Regions from separate parts of the Homo sapiens genome. Here regions 2 and 3 are each linked to region 1. The links are chromatin contacts, found by Hi-C or POLR2A ChIA-PET in ENCODE. All regions are on one chromosome and are shown on one strand. Each heading gives the region's core, a stretch centred on a gene start or an enhancer-like site at or near the end of the contact. The rest is flanking DNA. Distances are from core to core; before and after follow the strand shown.

Region 1 (2,931 bases), core at 152-2,651:
CTGTTACGGTACACAGGCATTTCACAAAGAAAACGCACTACACGCTACTCAATAAGATGTATCAACGACAACATTTATTCTTATAATTCACAAAAATATTCAGGGGAGGTTTTTTTTTTAAGCTACATCTTCTCATCGTAAAAGGTTTGGAATGTTTTACCGTTTGATTCGGGAATTCAGGGGTGGGGGGCACCAGGGTCTTAGGGCGGCCTGGGAGTGCGACCCGAGGCTACGGGCGCCGGGGCTAGCAACCTCCTGTCAGACGCGGTCTCCTCCGCCGGGGACGAGGAAGCCCAAACGGGCGCACCAACTTATTTCACACCACTCTCCACCCAGCCCCGCAAAAACGAGAAACGTTTGCCATTCCCAGTGAGTTTCAAGGCTGCAAATCCTCCGGAGAGGTCCTAGATGGTCTCTCCGGGTCCGCGACGCGACCACAGTACCTACTGCGACTTCTGTTTTCGCACCGCCTTTCCCTTCGCACGGAACCCTCCCGAAGTCAGACATTGCCGAGCGCCCGCAGAGCAGCTTGGAGTGGCGGCGCCGGACCCGGCTGTCGGGCGGGCTCGGGTCCCGGCTGCTCCGGGCCGGGCACTGCGCGCAAGGACGCGACCCCGCCGCCCAGCGCATCTCCCACCGACTCCCGGGCTGACGCGAGGGCAGCCCCGGGGCGCCGGCTGCGTGGAGGCCGAGCCTCGGTCACCTCCCTCGTCACGGACGCGGCCGCCGGGGCCCCGCGGGCTCTTCGAAGGCGGCGCGGCTTGGCCGCCCGCACCGCCGACACCCGAGGCCCAACGCCGCGACGCGGGCCGAGCGGCTGACGAGGTCCCACAGCGCCCGTGGGTCCGGGCCGGAGTCCTCCTCACCAGCTCCGCGCTCCGGGAGGGGCCGGCAACGGGCCGGGGCGGGAAGCGGCGCCCGAGGAGCGAGCGCGGCCGCGGGCCTCGTGTCACTCACCGTTTGAAATGCTCGATGATCTTCTCTTCCCGCACGTTCTCGGGTAAGTTGCCCACCCAGAGATGCCTGGTTTCCCGGACCATGCTGGGCGGCGTGCCGGCGACCGCCGCTGCTGGCTCCCCCTCGCCGGCTTCGTACGAGACCGTCAGCGCCGGGAGGCGGGTGCCGGGGCGGCGGCGGCGGCGGCTGCGGCGGTGGCGTCGGCAGCGGCGGCGGCTCCTCCGGCTCCCCCCCGTGCAGAGACCATCCCTCTCCCCCAGGTTCTGACTCTCGGGCCTCGCAGCTCAGCTCTGCCGCCACCACACACCCGAAGCCGACCCTCGCGCTCCGGCAGCGCATGCGCCCGGGCAGGGGCGGGCGGGGGAGCGGGAGGAGGGGCGAGCGGGACACGGGCGGCAGCGACTACGACGGAGCTGGCGCTGTGGCAGCCGGACGCTTCCCACTGGCGCGCGCGGCCCGACTCCCGCCGCCGCACTGCCTCCCCCTCGCCGCGGGCGCGCGCGCGTCCTCCCGCCTGCCAAGGCGGAGAAGCTGAGTTCCTCCCAGCCGGCGCGCAGGCGCGCGGACCGGGCGACGAAGTGAGGGACTACAGGCGGGGAAGGAACGCTCGCGCGCTCGGCCCCGGTGCGCAGGCGCGCAGCTGCTAGTGGAGTCCCGCTGCTTGGCGGGCTCTCGGTCGGGTTCCCGCGCCGGGCAAGGGGCGGCTGAGGAAGCAGGAGCGGTCTTTAGCCCCTCCAGCGGCAACCCCAGGCCCCGGCCTGGTGGAAGATATGAAGAGAAATGCAATTGGTTTCCACAGGGCTACGGGTCAAAGCGGCTGCCAAGGCCTGTCCCCTAGAAGTCAGGACCCCTTCGTCCTCCGCTCACCTGGCGGCCAGCTCCTGGCGTTTCCGGACACTTAGATTCCTGCCTGCTTGGGAAAGCGATCAGAAAAAGGTTGCCCTTCTCACCGCTCTGCTGAACAGCGACGGCTTCAGAAACGCATCCCATCCAAGAGTCACTGGCTTGTAACATGAAGCAACTTTTTTTTTTTTAATACGGGGTCTCGCTCTGTTGCCCAGGCTGCTGGAGTGCAGTGGCACGGTCTCGGCTCACTGCAATCTCCGCCTCCCAGACTCAAGCGATTCTCCTGCCTCAGCCTCCCAAGTAGCTGGGATTACAAGCACCCGCAACCACACCTGGCTAATTTTTGTATTTTTATTAGAGACAGGGTTTCACCATGTAGGCCAGGCTGGTCTTGAACTCCTGACCTCAGGTGATCCGCCCGCCTCGGCCTCCTAAAGTACTGGGAGTACAGGCGGGAGTCACTGCACCTGGCCTAAGCAACTTTTTTATATAGAATCTTGCGAAACCGTTTGCAAGATACCCTTGCTGATCGCTGTGGTATAGAAGGAATAAAACGGAAATGAGACAGGAATCCAATATTGTTCCCCTCAGACCATAATTTAATATTTAAACAGAGAAAGGAATTAGACCTCTGGCCTTTCCAGGCCTAAGAGCTTTTGAAACCTACAGTTGAACTTTCTTTTTTTTTTTTTTTCCTTTGAGACGGAGTTTTGCTTTTGTTGCCCAGGCTGGAGTGCAATGGTGTGTTCTCGGCTTACTGCAACCTCTGTCTCCTGGGTTCAAGCGATTCTCCTGCTTCAGCCTCCTGAGTAGCTGGGATTACAGGCATGCGCCACCATGCCCGGCTAATTTTTGTATTTTTAGTAGAGACAGTTTCTCTGTGTTGGTCAAGCTGGCCTCGAACTCACAACCTCAGGTAATCCACCCGCCTCAAGCCTCCCAAAGTGCTGGGATTACAGGCTTGAGCCACCACGCCCAGCCTCTTTTTTTTTTTTTTTCCTGAGACCAAGTTTCACTCTTGTTAGCCAAGCTGGGGCACAATGGCGCTGTCTCAGCTCACTGCAACCTCCGCCTCCCAGGTTCAAGCGATTCTCCTGCGTCAGCCTTCCGAGTAGCTGGAATTACAGG
Region 2 (2,869 bases), core at 301-2,800, 5.9 Mb before region 1:
CCTTTCAAGCCATAACTCTCACCTGTCCCTGTCTCAGAAATTGTGGCCCTCTCACGCCAAGCTTTTCTCTTCTGTGCCTTTGCTCCTTGTGGTTTCTTTTTTTCTGGAATGGTGTCTTTCTTCTATCCTGGATAAGTCCAACTCACCCGTTAAAAGCGGGCTTCGGAATTACTTCTGGGAAGCCTTTTCTCAAGTACCCCGAAGCCTCCCAAGACTGGGATGGGGATCTTTGTATTTCTACCGCTCACTCCCTAACCCACTTCCAAGGGCAGGGACCACATCTTACTTTCTTCTGCCTTCAGCGAATTTTTTTGTTTTTTTTGAGACGGAGTTTTACTCTTGTTGCCCAGGCTGGAGTGCAATGGCGTTATCTCGGCTAACCACAACCTCCGCCTCCCGGGTTCAAGCGATTCTCCTGCCTCTGCCTCCCGACTAGCTGGGATTACAGGCATGCGCGACCGCGCCTTGCTAATTTTGTATTTTTAGTAGAGACGGGGTTTCTCCATTTTGGTCAGGCTGGCCTCGAACTCCTGACCTCAGGTGATCCGCCCACCTCGGCCTCCCAAAGTGCTGGGATTGGATCCTTGAGCCACGGTGCTCGGCCCAGTGAATGTTTATCTAAAGAATTCAGCCTAAGGTTTTCCAGCAGGCAAGCAGCTGAGTCAGAAGTTAGCGCTTAGATTCTGGCAGAGCTCTAATTCAAATTCAAAATTCTTAAATATCCTCACTTTAGTAGAGTTCTTTACAGTTTGCAAAACAATTCTCATAAAGCTACTCTTTATGTCCTGGGGCAGGAGTCGCAGAAAGGAAATGTTTTAAACCAGGAGCTAGAGAGGAACTAGAAAATCCTGGCATAGAGGTAACAGTCTTGAGAAGGGAGCCAACAGCAAACATGACCTTGCGCACCAGAGAAACTCCACCCTGGCACCTCGGACCCCCGCCCGCACAGTCTGCGGCGCACTGAGCACTCCCACCTCGAAGACTACAAATCCCAGCATGCCTCACAGTCAGTGGCAGGACGCAGGGCATGCCGGGACACGTAGTCCCACCCTAGCACGGGAAAAGGCCGGAAGGTCCCATGACGTCAGGAGGGCTCGGGAAAGGGGTTCGGAACCGGTCTAGGCTCAAGTTAAATCTCCCTCTAAAGAGCCAACACTGGTTTCTTTGGCGACTCGGTTTCTACTCTAAACAGGTCCCGCTCCACAGTCTGGGCGGGCCTGTGTGTGCGTTGAGTAGCCTCTAGCGTGAAAACTTCATGGTTAAAAGGGAAGTACCGGAGGCAAGAAATAGCTTTCGAGGCACTGGTTTGTTAGAGTAGTGGTACGTAGTGCGCCGCCCTGAACGGGGGCTGAGACGCTGCTTTTCCAGAAGTGCCAGTGAGGACGTGGCAAGACCGCCTCGGACGTACGCTTCCTCTACCTCAGCCCGTCGGGTTAGGGGCGCGGGAGGCGCAGAGGCTGCTGGGAACGCGCATGCGCTCAGCGCGGCGGGGAGTCCACCTTTAACGTCCGCGGGCGCGGGGTGTGTCGGGTGTCGACGGCGGCGCTTTGCGGCCGGTCGTGCGGGTCGGGCGCGGGCGGGCGCGGCGGCAGTGGCGCGCACAGGTGATTGACTGGCCAGCTGCCTGAAGGAGCGCCAGGTCCTCCTTGCTGGCAGGTGGCGAAGCCCATTGGGGCGGCGGTGCAGACCGCGGCGGCGGCTGCGGCGGTCTGGCTCGGGAGGCGTTCCTGGGGCCAAGGCCATGGCCCCGCGGCTGCAGCTGGAGAAGGCGGCCTGGCGCTGGGCGGAGACGGTGCGGCCCGAGGAGGTGTCGCAGGAGCACATCGAGACCGCTTACCGCATCTGGCTGGAGCCCTGCATTCGCGGCGTGTGCAGGTGAGGCCCGCGCACCGCGCCTCGCGGGCTCCTCGCGCCGGACCTTGGAAAGCCCGGGCGGGGTAGGGGAAAGGAAGACGGCAGCCCTTTGCGTGCATTTGGGAGGCGCGGAGCCGAGCGAGGTGGAGTTTCCCCCTTTGCGCCGTCTGCGCGACCTGGGAAACGCAGGCTTCCCGGGCTGTGCGCGGAGGTGATGCTGGCCAAAGCACTTTAGGAAGGTTTGGGTTCCCATCCAGAAGATGGCGGTGGAGATGAAGGCAGGAGCTGAGAGCTTAGCAAGCGTTGATGGTTGGGGTATCTTGGCCACAGCACGGCTCTTTCGTTTGTAAAAAGGAACTTTTTGGAAGTGAGCTTCATCACAGTGTATCTTGTTGGTGTTGACACCGAAGGCCTGATCATCTTAGTATTATTTTTGTAGAGGGCAGCTTTAGAAAAAACTGTGGTCAGCCTACGTCATCGATACCCTGCACCCCCGTTGGCCTTCCCTCACTCGTTAATCTAGTATTTTTTTTAAGCCTTTCTTTGGTCGTTCTGGTTCGACACCAGTTTACCGAGTACCAAGTTTAAGCTGTGATAGTGCTGTCCTTCACGTCTGCGCCGCCCTTGAACTTTACCTTTCCTTAACCCCCTCATATAGATTGAATCCTTAGGCTTTGCTCCCGTTTATTCCCTTTTTTCCACCTTGTAACGCGGGAACTATAGTTTTTGTTTCAGAATGTTGTTGAAATTGACTTGGCCAAGCCGGGCATGCTCAGTAGCCGTCTTTCGGCAGGCATTTAGGAAATGCTTTCTGGAGTTTTTACATTCCGCTGGGGGATCCGGAAGGAATGGAAGTCATGGTCTCTGGCTTTGGAGCTTAAAGTCTAGTATGAGAAGTGAAATAAGTTAGGGAGTTTCTATAAAGCAAACGAATAAGTCCAAGCTCTGGGCGTCTGTCTCACAAGGAGGGTAAATCTGACTTTAACAGTAAGTTCTGGAATGTTTGAAGTCTGTG
Region 3 (2,942 bases), core at 420-2,919, 6.2 Mb before region 1:
GGGGCATGGTGGTACATGCCTGCAGTACCAGCTACTCGGGAGGCTGAGGTGGGAGGCTCACTTGACCCCGGGAGGCGGAGGCTGCGGTGGGCCAAGATCGCGCCACTGCACTGCAGCCTGGGAGTGCAATATCCATTATATTTAGTAACGTCTTTGAGACCCTGTCTCAAAAAAAATAAAAATTGTGATCTCAAAATTATGAAAATATTAAGTTTTTTGCTTAAAGATCGAAGTCTCGTTTTTAATAACAAAACTAAAATGTCTAGCATAGATCAGGCATAAACTGATCCTCTTTTCAACACAACTTCACCACAAAAAGTGCACTTGAATCAACCTAGGGAGATTCCCAGCATGCAGTAAGTCATAAAGGAGAATAAACAGTCTGGGAAAGTCATTTTGGACCGAAAAGTGTTCCCACAAATAAACCCACCTCATTCTAGTATAGTCAAAGGGACCTCTATTTAAAGTTAATGCCACGCAAGGGGCCGTGGACGGTGTTGTCTTACACTTTATTCCCTGACACAAACTAATCCTGGGATTTTAAACCTTCCTAGCTTTTAGGTGCACTGAAGGCGGTCATGAACACAAGTAACAAGCTTTCAAAACATCATCTGTGAATACGACGTGTTGGGAAGCAGGCAGGATAAGCCACTGGGTGACCGACTAAGGCTGCAAAATGCTGTTTGAATTTAAGTCCCTGACTTGTAGGAGTTAAGTCTCACTCCTTATACCGCGATGACGTAATCTTCCACACTACATTTATCTTGGACTTAAAGGGGAGGAAAAACAAACGAACAAAGAAAATTCCCCCCCGATAAGAGGAATTAACCAAGCAGCAGAACGACGGCTTCGGGAGGTAGTTAGGTAACTCCCCGAAAGGGAAGCTTCAGCTAAACCGGCAGGGAGCGGGCTGGAGGAGCGGATGGAAATGCTAGGAACTCGACCTCCGAAAGGAAGAGCAGCCTGGAGGCCGTGGCTCGGGGCCACCCCGCCCAGAGGACGCGGCCGGCGCGGAGGGGAGCTCGGACAGGCACCGCCGCGAGCAGCCAGCGAGCTGCCCTCCTGCCACCGCCCCGCCGCGGCCGCAACGCCACTCCCCTCCCCCGCCCCCCCACCCCCGCCGCAAAATGTCCGCGGCGGCGCCCGGCGAAGCAGGAAGTCCAGGCCGGAGCGCAGGGCACGGAACGCAGCCTGCCAGCACGGAAGACCGGCGCCCGGCCCGGCCCAAGCGCCCGCGAGTCGCTCTGAGGCCCCCGGCCGCCCTTAGGAGCCCGCCGGGCCGGGCTGGGGGGAGGGGAGCCCGGGCGCCCAGGATGGGTGTGACCCCCTTCCTTCCGCCGCTGCCGGTGACAGCCCGGTCCCGCTCGCGCCCCGAGCCCCGGCCGCGCGCCCCTCCTCAGACGGGCGCCCCCTGCCTCCCCGGCCGCGACCCCCGCCCCGGCTCCCCCACAGAACGCGGACCCGCGCCCGCCCGGAGGACGCAGCGCGAGCCGGGCACTCCCCCACAACCCGTGCTCCCGGGCCCCCCACGATCCCGCAGACGGGGTGTCCCCGAGGACTGGGAGAGGACGGAGACGGCGGGGATGGGAAGGTAGGGTGGCAGCTCCCGCGGGGAACCTCGGGCCCCGCACTCACCTCAGCTTCTCCACCGGGGCGTTGGCAGCACTGCGCGGGGTCTCCTCGGCTGCCGGACAGGGGCACGCACCTGACGTCAGCGCGCAGGAGACGCACAGTTGGGTGCCCGCGGAAGTGGGAGGAACAGGGAAGGGGAAGAGGCTGGGGCGGGTCAAGGCGGTGCCTGGACTGCCCTGGCTCCGCCCGCCTGTCGCGCACGCGCGGGCCGGCGCAGCTCGTGAGTTCGGGGCTATGCTCTGCATGTTTTCCTAATGGTTGTATTTGTAATAATACTGTGAACGATAGTATGCAAAGCGCTTCCTCTACCAGTTCTTTTTTGTTTGTTTTTTCTGAGACAGTCTTGATCTGTTGCCCAGACTGGAGTGCAGCGCGCGATCTCAGCTCACTGCAACCTCCACCCCTTGGGTTCAAGCGATCCTCCTGCCTCTGCCTCCCGAGTAGCTGGGATCACTGGCACCTGCCACCACGCCAGGCTAATGTTTGTATTTTTAGCAGACACGGGGTTTCACCATTTTGCCCAGGCTGGTCTCGAACCCGTGACCTCAAGTAAGTGATCCACCTGCCTCGACCTCCCAAAGTGCTGGGATTACGGGCGTGAACCACCGCGCCCGGCCCACTACCAGTTCTTTTGATCCTTGCAAGCTTGTGAAGCAAGGTATTGTCCCATTTTGCAGAGAAGACGGAAGCTTCTCTGAAAGGGCTGGTGACTTGCCCCAGATCACAGGGGTGGATGGTCTCTCACTCCCCGGGCCTGTATTCAGTCCGCCGTGATGTGAGAACTGAGTATCACTCTTCTTATCTCTACCTACACCCAGTGTCCCTCGCTGTAGCCACATGGGTCTTTTTTAGAGTTACAACCTTCCCCCAACCACAGGCCTTGTGTTTTTGTTGTTGTTGTTGTTGTTGTTGTTGTTGTTTTTTCTTTGAGACGTTCTTGCTCTGTCACCCAGGCAGGAGTGCAGTGGCACGATCTCAGCTCACTGCAATCTCGACGTCCCGGCGATTCTCCCACCTCAGCCTCCCAAGTAGCTGGGACCACAGGCGCATGCCACCATGCCTGGCTAATTTTTGTATTTTTTTGTAGACACAGGGTTTTGCTGGATTGCCCAGGCTGGTCTCGAACTCCTGGACACAAGCTATCAGCCTGCCTCAGCCTCCCAAACTGCTGGGATTACAAGGTGTGAGACATTACGTCTGGCCAAGGCCTTGAATTTCTTTGCTCTGCCTCCCTCCTCTTCCCCCAAATTTATATCACTGCATTCTTCAATCATCCTATCTTCGCAGTATCTATTATTTGTCTTCTCTGC

The links. Hi-C counts contacts between places; a loop is a spot of excess contacts on that map. ChIA-PET counts read pairs that join two places held with the same protein, here RNA polymerase II (POLR2A). Pooled maps may share reads with other maps.
Region 2: a loop to region 1 is called in a pooled map, with 8 times the contacts of the local background. The contact joins the promoter of USP48 here to the promoter of SPEN in region 1. A Hi-C loop is called at or near these places in 6 of 50 pooled maps. POLR2A ChIA-PET finds 5 or more read pairs at or near these places in 2 of 52 experiments (activated CD4-positive, alpha-beta T cell and endothelial cell of umbilical vein).
Region 3: a loop to region 1 is called in a pooled map, with 7 times the contacts of the local background. The contact joins the promoter of CDC42 here to the promoter of SPEN in region 1. A Hi-C loop is called at or near these places in 3 of 50 pooled maps. POLR2A ChIA-PET finds 5 or more read pairs at or near these places in 3 of 52 experiments (HepG2, PC-3 and activated naive CD4-positive, alpha-beta T cell).

The regions. Positions count from the first base shown.
Region 1 is chr1:15,846,177-15,849,107 of GRCh38, reverse strand. It overlaps SPEN (spen family transcriptional repressor), which reads right to left and starts at 1,401. Exons shown (of 15, transcript NM_015001.3): 1 at 958-1,401. The coding sequence starts at 1,040. It overlaps SPEN-AS1 (SPEN antisense RNA 1), which reads left to right and starts at 961. Exons shown (of 2, transcript NR_024279.1): 1 at 961-1,000. RefSeq lists silencers at 495-914, 1,095-1,664 and enhancers at 1,247-1,758, 1,759-2,271.
Region 2 is chr1:21,781,830-21,784,698 of GRCh38, reverse strand. USP48 (ubiquitin specific peptidase 48) reads left to right here and starts at 1,550. Exons shown (of 27, transcript NM_032236.8): 1 at 1,550-1,875. The coding sequence starts at 1,742. RefSeq lists enhancers at 1,167-1,216, 962-1,732, 2,157-2,256, 1,733-2,504, 2,817-2,866 and a silencer at 1,427-1,786.
Region 3 is chr1:22,051,436-22,054,377 of GRCh38, reverse strand. It overlaps CDC42 (cell division cycle 42), which reads right to left and starts at 1,669. Exons shown (of 6, transcript NM_001791.4): 1 at 1,636-1,669. RefSeq lists enhancers at 112-680, 681-1,248 and silencers at 961-1,140, 1,151-1,370, 1,431-1,580.